Regions from separate parts of the Homo sapiens genome. Here region 2 is linked to region 1. A link is an interaction called in ENCODE POLR2A ChIA-PET data of the cell type or tissue named here. Cell type or tissue: A673. All regions are shown on one strand.

Region 1 (8,000 bases):
TAGGCTGTTTTCCCAAGAGGGCTAAAGCCAAAGCCCTTCTCAAAACCTTTCAGTTAAATCCCCCTTGACATCTCACAGTCTGAGTCATGCCAAGCACAATAAGCTGTTGTGAAGAAAAGTCTAGAAACTGCCAGTTCGCCAGTATTTTTTTGTCCCCTACTGTGTGTCAGGAATGGACTAGATACACAAGAGCCTTCCATTCTTAGAAGACTACAGTACTGGCCTGGCACGGTGGCTCATGCCTGTAATCCCTTCACTTTGGCAGGCCGAGTCAGGTGGATCTCCTGAGGTCAGGAGTTCAAGACCAGCCCGGCCAACATGGTGAAACCCAGTCTCTAATAAAAATACAAAAATTAGCCTGGTGTGGTGGTGCAAGCCTGTAATCCCAGCTACTCAGGAGGCTGAGGCAGCAGAATCACTTGAACCTGGGAGACCAAGATTGCAGTGAGCTGAGATCGTGCCTCCAGCCTGGGCAACAGAGTGAGACTCCATCTCAACAACAACAAAAAATTGAATATTATTGTATTGTTTTGAGAGAAATCAATTTAGGGTACCTTGGGAATGCTGCCGCTTTAGACCTGCTTTAAGGTGGTCTTCTTTTTTTTTTTTTTTTTTCTTTTTTTTTTTTGAGATGGAGTCTTGTTCTGTTGCTGAGGTTGGAGTGCAGTGGCATGATCTTGGCTCACTGCAACTTCTGCCTCGCAGGTTCAAACAATTCTCCTGCTTCAGCCTCCCCAGTAGAGTAGCTGGGATTACAGGCATACACTACCTTGCCTGGATAATTTTTGTATTTTTATTTATTTTATTTTATTTTTTAGACAAAGTCTTGCTCTTGTCCCCCAGGCTGGAGTGCAGTGGCGTGATCTCGGCCCACTGCAACCTCCACCTCCTGGGTTCAAGTGATTCTCCTGCCTCAGCCTCCTGAGTAGCTGGGATTACAGGCACCTGCCATCATGCCCGGCGAATTTTTGTATTTTTAGTAGAGATGGGGTTTCACCATGTTGGCCAGGCTGGTCTCAAACTCCTGACCTCAGGTGATCCACCTGCCTCGGCCTCCCAAAGTGCTGGGATTATAGGCATGAGCCACCACACCCAGCAAATTTTTGTATTTTTAGTAGAGACGGGGTTTTGCCATGTTGGCCAGGCTGGTCTCGAACTCCTGACCTCAAGTGATCTGCCCACCTCGGCCTCCCAGAGTGCTGGGATTACAGCCATGAGCCACAGCACCTGGCCAAAGTGGTCTTAAAAGGCTTCTGAAGAGGTTATGTTTGAAATGAGGCCAGAAGGATAACTGGAATTTATAATCTTTCTTTGGTGCCATGGATCCCTTTGATTATCTAATGAGATCTAGGATAATCCTCTTAAAATTCATTGAATTACAAAGGAAACCTGTTAGAATGAAATACCTGTCAAATATTGAAAAAAGTAAATTTGTGATGTAATATAGATACGTATTAACATATTTAATAACAAGATCTAGAAACTACCATGATTTCAAATAGTGATGAATGTAGGCAGTAAATCAAGATTTCTGCAACTATAGTGCAATATGAAAATACCTGTGATTTCTGTTGATGATGAAGTCACAGATAAACCTAATACTACTAGTGGTTTATTGCCTCTGTCAAAAGAAAAAATTACGACAAACATAGTATAAAGATCTTAATTAGCTTTTATTTGAGATTCTAAAGTTGGGCAACACCTCATTCTTAGAGAATGAGGGTTTCAATGAGCTGAGCAGAGGAAGTTGGTTTTATAGACAGGGGCTGAGGAAAGCAGAAACAGAAAACAAAAAATGGGTGGTTTCAAAGTTAATTTATTTGTAAAGGTTAAAGCAGAGGGAAGTCCCTTATGCTGGCTAAAACTGGCATGTTTGGGGGCTTGGCTATTATCTCTTCTAATTTCTCAGAAGTCAGATGAACAACTTTGCTTTGGCTTGCTGACATGGAACTTTAGCACAAGTGACTCCATTTTGGTTTGGTTTGTTGGGCCTAGGGCAGGGACTCAGTCCAAACCAGTGGTCTCCTATAAATTTTAACAGATCTATTAGTACTTGAAAGAAATGTCAAATTTCATTTAGAAGTTAACAAAAATGAAGATGTAGCTGTTCAGACCCTTTAAATTCATCCATGTTCACAGACCCTCTAAAGTCTATCCATGGACCCCAGGCTAAGAACTGCTGGCTTAGGTGGAGCAGCCAGGAGAACTGCATCCCCCCGGATAGGGGATCGTAAAGGCATTAGAGGAGGGAGGCACTTGCCTTGCAGTGGGGCAACTCCAAAAAAGGCAAAGATATCTCCCCTAAGTGTGAAATTTTAAAAAAATCAATAGCTAACAAATGAAGCTGGAAAAACCACTTGAGACAATTGGGAAAATATTAATGCTGAAACGTAATAGATGTTAAGGAATTATTGAGTTTTTTTCCCTTAGGAATTGTGGTTAAAATAAAACGTCCTAGAAATGTATGAAGATGTATACTTGAGATGCCTTGGATTAGCTTTAAAATGATTGGAGGACGAGGAAAGTAGGAGAGTAGAGATGAAATAAGATTGGCTGTATGTTGATAATTGTTGAAACTGGTTGATGGGTACGTGGGAGTTCATTAAACCATTTCTCTGCATGTATATATGTTTGAGATTATCCACAATAGAAAGTTTTATTTATTTATTTATTTTTAGACATAGTCTCACTCTGTCGCCCAGGCTGGAGTGCAATGGTGTGATCTTATCTCACTGCAACCTTTGCCTCCTGGGTTCAAGTGATTCTCATGCCTCAGCCTCCCAAGTAGCTGGGACTACAGGCGTGTGCCACCATGCCTAACTAATTTTTTTTTTTTTTTTTTAAGTAGAGATGGAGTTTCACCATGTTGGCCAGGCTGGTCTCGAACTCCTGTCCTCAAGTGATCCACCCGCCTTGGCCTCCCAAAGTGCTGGGATTACAGGCATGAGCCACCACACCTGGTCCACAATAGAAAGTTTTAAAATGCAGTGGATAAGATTAGCCATCTGTAGAAATTCAGTATTTGTTTGGACTGAGAAGTTAGGAAGGATCACTCAAGCAAGGTTAAGGTAACTAGTTTGTAATTTCAGGGAATTAATGATTGTTAAGAACATACCAAAGTGAAGCGTTATGATGATGAATGCTGCTGTGGTACAGTTAAAATATAACCTAATCTTAGTGGATAACTGCATCTAAGCTGAGCCCTATGCAGGGAGACGGTGAGCATTAAGCTGAAGAGTCATCATTGATCCAGTGAATGCCTGTGTCTCCTAGACCCAAGAGAAAAGGACATTGGTCAGGGCAGGGGACGTCCAGGATTTTCCATGTCCAAGATCAACATTTCTCTAAGTGTGATCTCTGGACTGCCTGTACTAATATCACCTGGGTTTGTTGCTAAAAATGCAGAATCCTGGCTCTACTCCAGTCTCAGCCGTTTGAGGGGAAGGGACCCAGGTTCTTACACTTTAATAAATCTTCTTCCAGGTGAATCTTAGCACATGTAAAGTTTGAAAACTGTAGCTTTAAATAAAGATGACAGTAGCTTCTCCTTATTGAGCAATTTACCATCTGCCAGATCTCATGCTGAGCTCTCTACATATATTAACGTTTTTGTAAATTATATATTTGTATATGTCAGGGAGGAAAAATATTTTTTTCCTCAACCTTCATGAGTGCTTAGTTGGAAAGGACCCCTGCAACAAAAGACAGATTAACAAGAGAAAAACAAGCTTACTAACATATCTATTTCATTTATATGTGTGGGAGATACCCAGGGGATGAGTCATTCTCAGAGGTGGCTTTGAATTCCAGCTTATGTAGTATCTTCAACAAAGAATGGTAATTTTTTAGAGAAGTGACAAGACAAAGGGGAAGAACTTTGTCTAGGGGCAGAACTTGTGGGAAGGCAAGTAAGTGGTGATAAAGGCCCGTTAGCAAAGCTTGTTAGTGTGGATTCCTCTGGTGCTGTCTTCTGGCCCATAAAGGTCTAAAGTTGTTAGTGGTTAACCTTTGTTCTCCCTGGTAGAGAGGGAGGAGGCAGGAACCTTTTTATGCCAAAGACGCATGCTTTGGGGTGACATAGTCCAGTCTCTCCCACACACATATTTATCTTTACAGCCTTATGAAGTAGTTGATGAGGAGAACTCACATTAGAAAAATGTGCTTGCTGTAGGTTACCCAGTTCTAAACAGCAAAGCAAGACCTCAAACCAGGTTCTGACTCCAAAGCCTGTGCTCTTAGCTACTATACCACTGCCTCCCATCAGACTCCTCTGATCCCATGTCTACCAGAGACTCTCATTCATGAATCGGCCTTTCACATGCCCTTTGTGGGGCAGCTGTGTCCTAATAGAGGATGTGAATATTCTTGTCACTGGGCAGGAACAGTTCCTGTTGTATATTAATAAATTAATGTCTGGCTTATGCATTAGCCTTTTTAAAGGTAGTTCTGAGTCCTAAAGAATACTTGATAATTTATACTTGATATAAAGAAGCTTGAAACATTTCTGCAGCTATTATATATATATTCTTGTGATTCTAAGCCTTTTTTCCGCTCCTGTGGAATCTCATCAATTCCTAAGAGATTGAACATGTTCCCATCAATGACAAGAACCTACTATGGAATTACTAGCCCGAGGGCAGGATTAAGGGCCTACTCCTTTAGTTCTGAGAAAGCTTCACGCATGAGAATTAGTGGTTGATTTCCAAAGGACCAGAAGAAGCTGGTGGGAGTTGAGGCAGTGAAGACTACACACAGGCTTTTATAGACCGTGCCATGTGCTCACCTTTCTCATTTAATTCTGCCAGTTCTACATGGTAGGTACTAACAGATCCACTTACTAATTCCGAACTCAAAAAGCTCTATAAAGCAAGATTTTTTTTTTCCCCTTAAATTTGCAACAGATTCATTTGGTAGTAGATCTTTACCTGAACTGATGTGAGGCTGTTTATAGTCTTAGTTCATACTTTTTGATGCAGAAATATTAATGCTTGATTACAGGGTGCTGCCCAGACCTCACAGGTATTATAAGGTGTCAGCTGTGTGTCAGGTATGAGCGCCATGTTGTCTTTCTAAAATTTAAAGAATTTTCCAAAACACTTTTGACTTCAAGAGTTTCAGATGAGAAAGTTGAAGTTAGGTTAAGTGTTTGTTCAACTCTTTGCTGCTGAGTTATGTAAATGGATTTGAAAAAAAAAAAGCCATATATGCTTTTTTCAACACTTTAAGGGCCCGTTGAGTGTCATTTAGCCCATTGTTTGTTAGCCTTGCAAATCCTTCTAGAGTTGTAGAAAAAGCCTCAAGAAGAGTGTGTTGTGTTGTGTTTGAGACAGTCTCTGTCACCCAGGCTGTAGTGCAGTGGCACGATCTCGGTTCACTGCAACGTTCACCTCCCACGTTCAAAAGATTCTCATGCCTCAGCCTCCTGAGTACGTGGGATTACAGGCGCGTGCCACCACGCCGGACTAATTTTTGTATTTTTATTAGAGGTGGGTTTTTGTCATGTTGGCCAGGCTGGTCTTGAACTCCTGGCCTGCCTTAAGCAATCTGCCTGTTTTGGCCTCCCAAAGTGTTGGGATTACAGGTGTGAGCCACCATGCCTGGCCAAGAAGAGTGTTTTTAAAGTCAAGTTCTGAGTCTTTTACAGTTTGATCATCAGTAAGCTTCAAACCATTTCTCCCCTCTTTCTGGTTCTGTCCAGGGAAATACTGTGACTTTTTCCTTTGGAATATATACTGTGTTTTAGTGTCTTCAGGTAGAGCTGAGCAGGGAGGGAATCAAGGTGACTTACACTGCGGCATTAAGGTTGGGATTATTCCCCTTTATCCTTGGCCATTTAGGAAGCAGTCTTAGCAGGACCAGAATAAATCATCTGATAAATTTCTCGTGAATAAGGAGGATAATGGTGATAAAACTCTCATAAAATTAAAAATAACAGGAGTCTTTGAAGCATATTAAGCTAAAATATATTTCTCGTCAAAGCAACATACTTTTCATTTTTTTTGGTCCAGAATGCCTCATTCAGAGAAAGAGATTGATTTTTTTTTCCAAATTAAGATCCTCCACATAGAAATAGGAACGTTTTACACTGTTGGTGGGAGTGTAAATTAGTTCAACCATTGTGGAAGACAGGGTGTCAATTCCTCAAGGATCTAGAACTAGAATTACCATTTGACCCAGCAGTCCCATTACTGGGTATGTACCCAAAGTATCATAAATCATGCTGCTATAAAGACGCATGCACACGTATGTTTATTGCGGCACTATTCACAATAGCAAAGACTTGGAACCAACCCAAATGTCCATCAGTTGATAGACTGGATTAAGAAAATGTGGCACATGTACACCATGGAATACTATGCAGCCATAAAAAAGGATGAGTTCATGTCCTTTGCAGGGACATGGATGAAGCCGGAAACCATCATTCTCAGCAAACTATCACAAGGACAGAAAACCAAACACTGCATGTTCTCACTCATAGGTGGGAATTGAACAACGAGATCATTTGGGCACAGGGTGGGGAACATCACACACTGGGGCCTGTCGGGGTGGGGATAGCATTAGGAGAAATACCTAATGTAAATGATGAGTTGATGGGTGCAGCAAACCAACATGTCACATGTATACCTATGTATCAAACCTGCACATTGTGCACATGTACCCTAGAACTTAGAGTATAATTTTTTTTAAAAATCCTCCACGTTAGGCTTTATTTCTGTTAAACATGATGTTTTTGCTTAAACTTTGATCACATGTTCCATGTTTTTTGTCTTAAGGGATTGTTATGTCTCACTTTAGATTTTTTAGTTGAATATTAATTTTATGCATGGTATATGCTTTGGAAAATTAGCCTCACAATGCACTGGGGTATTGGTGAGCATTAGAGGAGCTAAGCATATAAAGGACAGCCTGTGCTCATTTCTTATGAAGACAGGGAGTTTAATTTCTTCTTTTCTTAAAATAAACATATGGTATTGTGGTATAATAAAAATTATATATTTGGTCTTTGTCCCTGGTTTCTGGCATAGAACTCCTAAAACCCTTGGAATTTCCTGATAGGTTGAGGTCTGGTCACCAGAGAAGGCAACCACATGATTAGAGGGTTAGATCTATCAGTCCCAGCCCCACAACCTCTGGATAGAGGGAAGGGTTGGAGCTTGAGTTCAGTCACCAATGGCCAATAATTGAATCAATCATGCTGATGTGAGAGAAGACCTGGAGAAAACTGAAATGGGTCTAAAGGAGCTTCTGGGCAGTGCTGGGAGGCCAGTGAGCCCAGAGATGGAGACTCTATGTCAGCCCCACCCCAACAAGAGTTGGTGCTGACAATCGGAGAATTGGTGTTGGAACAGCAGAACAGCAGGTATCTTTTTTTTTTTTTTGAGATGGAGTTTCATTCTTGTTGCCCAGGCTGGAGTGCAATGGCGCCATCTCGGCTCATTGCAACCTCTGTCTTCCAGGTTCAAGCAATTTTCCTGCCTCAGCCTCCCAAGTAGCTGGGATTACAGGCGTGTGCCACCACACCTGGCTAATTTTTGTATTTTTAGTGGAGACGGGGTTTCAGCATGTTGGTCAGGCTGGTCTCGAATTCCTAACCTCAGGTGATCCACACGTCTTGGCCTCCCAAAGTGCTGGGATTACAGGCGTGAGCCACCGCAGCCAGCCAAGAAACAGCAGGTATCTTATCTGTTTGTGTCACCTGGTCCTGATCTTCTCTTACAGTATCTGACGAAGCAAGTGGAACTTCTACGGCAGATGAACGAACAACATGCAAAGGTTTATGAACAATTAGACGTCACAGCAAGGGAACTGGAAGAAACAAATCAAAAGCTAGTTGCTGACAGCAAGGCCTCACAGCAAAAGATTCTGAGGTAAATTTTCTAGAATCTGACAAGGAAGGACTAGGGGGAAGTTCTTTAGTATAAACTAGAATAGAACATGGCTGCAGTGGGTTTGGGTCAATATGGGATAAGGTTTAATTTAATTCTTTTTGGAGAATGGAG
Region 2 (8,000 bases), 1.2 Mb after region 1:
CATTCCCTTTCTTGACCACATCCACGTGTAAGCAAGCCTATTCTGCTGTGCACAGTGGGGGTAGCCCTGACAGCATAGAGAAATGAAAGAAAAAAAAATCTAGGCCAAATATGCATGTGAATTATAAGTGACACCTTTCCTTGCAGGCTTACGTGGCCCTCCTTTGTGTCCCCAGGGCACCCTGTGCCTGTCTCTAAGCACTGGAATATCCTGCTTAATTGCACAGACTTGGAGCCAGCCTGCTCAGGTCTAACTCCTAGCTCTGCTGCTTTACAGGCATATATGTGGTCGCATCACTTTTCTGTGCCTTGCTTCCTTTACCTCTAAATTTGCGATAATGTTAATAAGAGTTTCCACTTCATAGGATTGATAAGAGGAATAAATAACTTACTACATCCAAAGCACTTAGAACAGTATCTAATATAACTTAAGCACCAGTAATTGTTAATTTGGCATTACCTCCATTACAACATCACCCTCAGTTTTTGTTTTTGAGACAGAGTTTGGCTCTTGTTACCCAGGCTGGAGTGCAATGGCGCGATCTTGGCTCACTGCAGCCTCCGCCTCCCGGGTTCAAGCGATTCTCCTGTCTCAACCTCCCGAGTAGCTGGGATTACAGGCATGCGCCACCATGCCTGGCTAATTTTGCATCTTTAGTCAAGATGGGGTTTCTCCATGTTGGTCAGGCTGGTCTCGAACTCTCGATCTCAGGTGATCTGCCAGCCTCAGCCTCCCAAAGTGCTGGGATTAGAGACATGGGCCATCGCACCCAGCTCACCCTTGGTTATAATAGAACATTTACTTATTTGTCTCCCTTTAGCCTATGAAGTGTGTGCGGGCTTGGGTTTTATTCCTTTTTTTTTTTTTTTTTTGAGACGAATCTCACCCTGTCACCCAGGCTGGAGTGCAGTGGCATAATCTCGATTCACTGCAACCTCCTCCTCCCAAGCTGAAGCAATCCTCCCACCTCAGTCTCCCAAGTTAGCTGAGTAGTTGGGACCACAGACCCACACCACCACACCCAGCTAATTTTTTGTATTTTTTGATAGAGACGGAGTTTCACCATGTTGTCCAGACTGGTCTCAAACTCCTAAGCTCAAGCAATCCACCCACATCGGCACCCCAAAGTTCTGGGATTACAGGTGTAAGCCACCACGCCCGGACGGTCTTATTCCTTTATGTAACTCAGTGCCAGTACAGGGCTGGCAAGCAGTGATCTCTCAGGTATATTTATCAATAATTAAATTTGCGAAACTCCGTCTCAAAAAAAAAAAAATTGTAGGAGTCCAGATGAGACAGAAGCCACCTTTTTTCATTCTTTCATTTTAAAAAAAAGTGAGATATCCACATTCCATAAAATTCACCCTTTGAAAGTACACAATGCAAGTTTTTAATATATTCACAAGTTTGTTTAATCCTTACCACTGTCTAATTCAAGAGTATTATCATTACCCCAAAAAGAAACCCATTAGCAGTCACTCCGCATTCTCACCTTCCCCCATTTCCTCCCAACCACTAAGTGATTTTCTGTCTCTATGGATTTGCATATTCTGGACATTTTATAGAAATGGAATCATGCAATATATGATCTTTTGTGTCTGGTGTCTTTCAATGAACAATATTGTCAGTCTTCATCCACACTGAAGCTTGTATCAGTAGTGAGTGCTTCCTTTTTATGGCGGCATACTAATCCATTGGATGGCTATCCGACATTTGTTTTATCTATGCATCAATTGCAGTGAGCCTGGAGGTGGAAGACTCTGGTTTTTTTAGTGAGCCCTTCAAGAAGGTACACATCCTGGTGAGAGGATGAAGACACCGGAGTTCACTGAAAGGCCAGGCTAATGAAATGATGAGCTGCCCCCATCTGAGTTTTGTATTAGAAAAATTAGAGGCAGATATGCTTACTTAACTTTGATTGGCCGAACTTATTAGTAGCTCATGTATTTTGCTTTGGGAGGATCTCTAGCTTTGAACGTGTTCAGTCTTAAGGGAGCCCTGTGGCTTGGAGAACCTACTTGTTTTTCAAATCCTTAGTTTTGCTTGTATTTTAAAAAGGAATTGAGGGGGTGAAGTCAACGTAGGACAGAGCCCATCAGTGAAAAGAAATAGCTGTATTCTTTTCTTTGAACTGAATTCAATTTTCTAAAGCATTGGAAGTACCAGTCAGCAGTCAGGACATTGAGAAAAAAGAAGTAATTTTCTAACTAAGTGGAACCATATAAAGTAATAACTTATAGAATGGGATCTGAATTCTGGTTCTTGTTCTGTTACTAATTAATAGTATAATTTGAGAGAAATTAATCCCTCTGTGACTGTTTTCTTTTCTTTCTTTCTCTCTTCCTTTCTTTCTCTCCCCCTTTTTTTTTTTTTTTTTTTGAGATGGAGTTTCACTCTTGTTGCCCAGGCTGGAGTGCAATGGCGCGATCTTGGCTCACCGCAACCTCTGCCTCCCAGGTTCAAACATTTCTCCTGCCTCAGCCTCCCTAGTAGCTGGGATTACAGGCATGTGCCACCATGCCTGGCTAATTTTTTTTTGTATTTTTAGTAGAGACAGGGTTTCTCCATGTTGGTCAGGCTGGTCTCGAACTCCCGACCTCAGGTGATCCACCTGCCTCAGCCTCCCAAAGTGCTGGGATTACAGGCAAGAGCCACCACGTCCGGCCTTTCTTTCTTTCCTTCCTTCCTTTCTTTTTCTTTCTTTCCTTCCTTCCTTCCTTCCTTCCTTCTCTCTCATCTCTCTTTCTTTTCTTTCTTCCTTCCTTCCTTCCTTCCTTTCTTTCCTTCTTTCTTTCTTCCTTTCTTTTCTTCTTTCTTTCTCTTTGACCCTGTTTGTCCTTCCTTCCTTCCTTCCTTCCTTCCTCTGTGACCCTGTTTCTTTCTTGCTTTCTTGCTTGCTTTCTTGTTTTAGACAAGCTTTTGCTCTGTCACCCAGGGTGTGGTGCAGTGGCATGATTAGAGTTCACTGCAGCCTCAAACTCCTGGGCTCTCTCCTCAGCCTCCCAAGTAGCTGGGACTATAGGTGCATGCCACCATGTCTGACTAATTTTTACATTTTTTGTAGAAACAGGGTCTCTCTAGGTTGCTTAGGCTGGGCTTGAACTCCTGGCTTTAAGAATTCCTCCTTCCTCAGCCTCCCAAAGTGTTGCGATTACAGGCATGAGCCACCGCCTAGTCTGACCCTGTGTTCTACATGCAAATGGGAATCATCATAACAATACCTACCTCCTGGAGTTGTTAGCTAAAGAAAGTGCTTAGACTGCTGCTTGGCACACAGTAATTGCTCAACAAATTAAGGTATTGCTTTAAGTACAAGCGTGTTTATGAGCTAAAAAAATAAATTAACATAGAAACTAGTGAGGAAGTCAGTCTTAGAGCTGGATGAATAGCCAGAAACTTCATAAAGAAGTTCAGAAGATAATAGATAATCACATGTACCTGAGTTTAAATTGATCTCGTAGCAAAGACGGCAAATTGTTGAGCCTATAGCTTCACTGAGAAGAAAGGCTTTTTACCACTTGCTTTTCATGGTTCCCTGAGGAAGATTATGCCAGCAACAGCAGCACCAAAGTGAACTGAAATCATTTAGAAGAATTTTATCAACTGAACCAAAAAAATCAGCAATGAGAGCCTGGGCGTGGTGGCTCATGCCTGTAATCCCAGCACCTTGGGAGGCTGAGGTGGGTGGATCACCTGAGGTCAGGAGTTGGACACCAGCCTGACCAACATGGTGAAACCCTGTCTCTACTAAAAATACAAAAATTAGCCAGGCGTGATGGTGTGTGCCTGTAGTCCCAGCTACTTGGGAGGCTGAGGCAGGAGAATTGCTTGAACCTCAGAAGCTGAGGCTGCAGTGAGCCAAGATCGCCACTGCACTCCAGCCTGGGTGACAGAGTGAGACCCTGTCTCAAGAAAAAAAAAAAAAAAAAAGTGGAGGGCTTGATGAGAGCTTTTTATTAGTTTCCGCTCTTCCTTATCCAGCCGCTCTATCCTACCGATATACTCTGGACAACTCTAGCATCAATAGTTCTAGGAGGTGTCACTCAAGCATAAGATAGAAAATAAATATATATTAGGTCCAAAGGCTCTTCTGTCTCTTGGCTTCCAAACTGTGAGTTCATTTGTTTTTTTTTTTTTTTTTTCATTTATTTAGTCATTCATTCATTCATTCATTTAACAAATAGGTGCCAGGTCCTGGTTATGTGCTAAGCATTGTTTTAGTGTAGTAGAGAACAGAAGTGAGTTCATTTTTCTAGGGGGAAAACAGACAATAAATATATTAGGTAAATAAATTATATAATATGTTAGAAGGTGATGGGTACTATGAAAAGAAAAATTAGCCAGAGTAATGGGGATAGGGAGTGTGGTTTGTGTGGGGCTGGGGTGGGGCTGCTTGCCCATAAAACACTTGTTTGAATCTAACAAACCTCCCCGCTACCCCTGTCCACTAATGGGATGGATGCAGCCTAACACCAGGGTGCATTTGTTTTTGTTTTTGAGACAGAGCCTTGCTCTGTTGCCCAGGCTGGAGTGCAGTGGTGCGGTCTCGACTCACTGCAACCTCTGCCTCCTAGGTTCAAACAATTCTCCTGCCTCAGCCTCCTGAGTAGCTGGGATTACAGACACCCGCCACCAGGCCCGGCTAATTTTTTTTTTTTTTTTTTTTGTAGAGATAGGGTTTCACCATGTTGGCCAGGCTAGTCTCTTAACTCCTGACCTCAAATGATCCACCCACCTTGGCCTCCCAAAGTGCCGGGATTACAGGAGTGAGCCACCATACCCAGCCCCAGGGTGCATTTCTTGACAAGCAGAGCACTCACCCATTCTGGCCCTTTGGAAGGGGCAGATCCTGCACAACCACACACCCAGCCATGGGTAGCCTTTACTGTGAAGGTGACATTTGAGCCAAGGCTGGAAGGTGAAGAGTCAGCTCCATAGAAGTCGAGGGGATGAGTATTGGAGGCAGCGGGAACAGCTTGTGCACAGGACCCAAGCAGCAGCAGGTGGGCACGGCCTGGAAACAGTATGAGGTGAGCGTGCCTGGAACACTGTGAGTCACGGAGGTGGGTAGGAGAGGAGATGGGGAGGGGGGGAGGTGACAGGCAGGACAGGAGCAAGAGAGATGGCATAGGGTGCAGAGCACCTAGTGGGCCCCAGTCACTAGGCACGCTTTTACTCTGAAATGGGAAGTCATTGGAGGGTTTGGAGCAGATAGAATCTGACTTAGGTGTTAAAAGGATACCCCTCGTAGTGGAGAAAACTCTCATTTCTTCTCACTGGTTGGCCTTTCTTCACCCTCACAGTGACAGGAGTTAGAGGGCTTAAAGAGGCTTTTTTGGCTCCACAAGCTTTTTTTTTTTTTTTTTTTCTTTGTAGAGACAGGGTGTTGCTCTGTCACCCAGGCTGGAGTGCAGTGATGCAATCAGGGCTCACTGTAGCCTTGACCTCCTGGGTTCAAGCGATCTTCCTGCCTCAGCCTCCTAAGTAGCTGGGATTACAGGTGTGCACCACCACACCCAGCGCGTCTATTTTTTTTTTTTTTAGACGAGTCTCGCTCTGTCCCCCAGGCTGGAGTGCAGTGGCGTGATCTCCTGTCACTGCAAGCTCCACCTCCCGAGTTCAAGCAATTCTCTGCCTCAGCCTCCCGGGTGGTTGGGATTACAGGCGCCCGCCACCACACCCGGCTAATTTTTTTGTATTTTTAGTAGAGACGGGGTTTCAGCATCTTGGCCAGGCTGGTCTTGAACTCCTGACCTTGTGATCCACCCACCTCAGCCTCCCAAAGTGCTGGGATTACAGGTGTGAGCCACCGCGCCCGGCCTTTTTTGTTTTGTTTTGTTTTGTTTTTGGAGAGATGATGTCTCACTATATTGCCAGGCTGGTCTTGAACTCCTGAGCTCAAAGCCATCCTCTCTCCTTAGCCTCCAAAGTGCTGGGATCCATAAACTCTTTGTTTTAAATCAAAGCAGTCCTCAAAGTTACCTTCAAGAGCTCACCCAGAGGCTTGGGTGAATCCCATTTGATGATGAAGATGTTCTGCTTGGTCCTGGCCTCTGGGTCTTCACTGTTGTAAAGAACATTGATTCGTCCATTTGATACCCAAGTTCTCAGCCAGCTGAGTCTCCAGCTGGTGCCACAGCCCCACTTCTTGATGGGTTATGCAGAGTGAGGCATATCTCTAAGGCTCAGGAGCACTCTTGGGTCACCTCATTTGTCTCCTCCCTGCAAGCGTTCTTTAGGACTTAGCTCCTCCCTCCTCAGCCTCCCATATCCTCCTCAGCATCTTTCCCATATCCTGTAATTCATTTGATTCTGCTTAACTTTCATTGAGAAACGTGAACACACACCCTTGGAACCTGTCCTGCGGGATTTGTTATTAAGCGTTCTTTAGCTTAGGAAATTTCTCCCTCTCTTTTGGCAGATTCAGAGACCTCAGGTTTGTTCGAACAGCAGAAATACTAGCGGGAAAATTGCCTCTGCAGCCTCAGGAATTTTGGGATGTGATCCAGAAACACTGCCTGGAGGCACACCAGACTCTTCTCAACAAGTCAGTATCTGCCCTCCAAGTGGGGCTGCACCATGGTATCTTAAAGACTGAAAACCCTCTGAAATGAAGCTGGTACCCAGCCTGGGGTTTGTCCCACTGGCATCCTTTCGTGTCTTTTTTTTTTTTGAGACAGAGTCTCTTTCTGTCACTCAGGCTGGAGTGCAGTGGTGTGATCTCAGCTCACTGCAACTTCTGCCTCCCGGGTTCAAGCGATTATCCTGCCTCAGCGCCCCCAGTAGCTGGGACTACAGGTGCATGCCACCATGCCCGGCTATTTTTTTTTTTTTTTTGTATTATTAGTAGAGACAGGGTTTCACTGTGTTAGCCAAGCTGGTCTCAATCTCCTGACCTTGTGATCTGCCTGCCTCGGCCTCCCAAAGTGCTGGGATTACAGGCATGAGCCACCGCGCCTGGCCTCGTGTCCTCTTTTTTTCATGTCCAGCTGCTTTCTGCCCCATGCCTGGTCTCCCTCTGCCTTCTTGAAATTCCCCTATCACCATTCCCTGGGAGGCTGTCACCCCCATTTCCTCCTCCTCGAATCCTTTAGACCAGCGGTCCCCACCCATTTTGGCCACAGGGACTGGTTTTGTGGAAGACAGTTTTTCCACAGACTGGGCCAGTGGGATGGTTTCGGGGTGATTCAAGCACACGGCATTTACTGTGCACCTTATTTTTATGATTACATTGTAATATATAATGAAATAATTCTACAACTCACCATAATGTAGAAACAGAGGGAGCCCTGAGCTTGTTTTCCTGCAACTAGATGGTCCCATCTGAAGGTGATGGGAGACAGTGACAGATCATCAGGCATTTGATTCTCCTAAGGAGTGTGCAACCTGGATCCCTCGCATGTGCAGTTCACAGTAGGGTTCACGCTTCTGTGAGAATCTAATGCCGCTGCTGATCTGACAGGAGGCAGAGCTCAGGCGGTTAAAAAAAGCCATGGGGAGCGGCTGTAAATACAGATGAAGCTGGCTCGCCCACCTGCTGCTCACCTCCTGCTGTGCAGCCTGGTTCCTACAACCAGTCCATGGCCCAGGGGTTGGGGACCCCTGCTTTAGACCTTGCTGTGTTACAGGGGAATGCATTTGAATGACTTATATTCAGATAGTCCAGATAAACGGCCTCAAGATTTCAAGGCAAAAGGGTTTCATACATTTACACAATTCCTTTTTCCTTTGCAAATGCCTGCAAGACTACCTCCACAGCCAGAGAAATTCCCTTGTGTAAAACAGTGATAATAATACCTGCAGATGGGTTTTCTTTAGCAGAGAAAATGTAGATGCTATCATTGGCACATAATAGCTGCTCAATAAATCTCATACCTCTATGACTACAACCAGTAGTAGTGCTTCTCTGGTTGCTAGAGTAGTACCTTTTTAGCGATCAGAGAAAAGATGCAATAGGATGAAAAGGCCAGTGGTTTCCACTGGGAATTAGAAACTGGGGG

What was found. ChIA-PET counts read pairs that join two places held together with the same protein. Peaks named below come from ENCODE experiments on the same cell type or tissue, not always from the same donor. Only the 100,000 strongest peaks of a DNase experiment are listed, where the experiment ranks them.
Region 2: POLR2A ChIA-PET joins it to region 1 with 7 read pairs; 2 of 35 experiments call an interaction of 5 or more read pairs at or near these places.

What each region holds. Positions count from the first base shown.
Region 1 is chr16:22,349,569-22,357,568 of GRCh38, reverse strand. CDR2 (cerebellar degeneration related protein 2) reads left to right here. Exons shown (of 5, transcript NM_001802.2): 3 at 7,720-7,868. Among named protein-coding and RNA genes, the nearest start is that of CDR2, 21 kb to the left of the region's middle. RefSeq lists an enhancer at 219-298. In A673, no CTCF peak of the experiment used is centred here; DNase peaks (open chromatin) are centred at 68 and 3,798; H3K27ac peaks cover 1,237 bases.
Region 2 is chr16:21,126,234-21,134,233 of GRCh38, reverse strand. DNAH3 (dynein axonemal heavy chain 3) reads left to right here. Exons shown (of 62, transcript NM_001347886.2): 9 at 6,422-6,547. Among named protein-coding and RNA genes, the nearest start is that of DNAH3, 21 kb to the left of the region's middle. In A673, no CTCF peak of the experiment used is centred here; no DNase peak of the experiment used is centred here; H3K27me3 peaks cover 997 bases.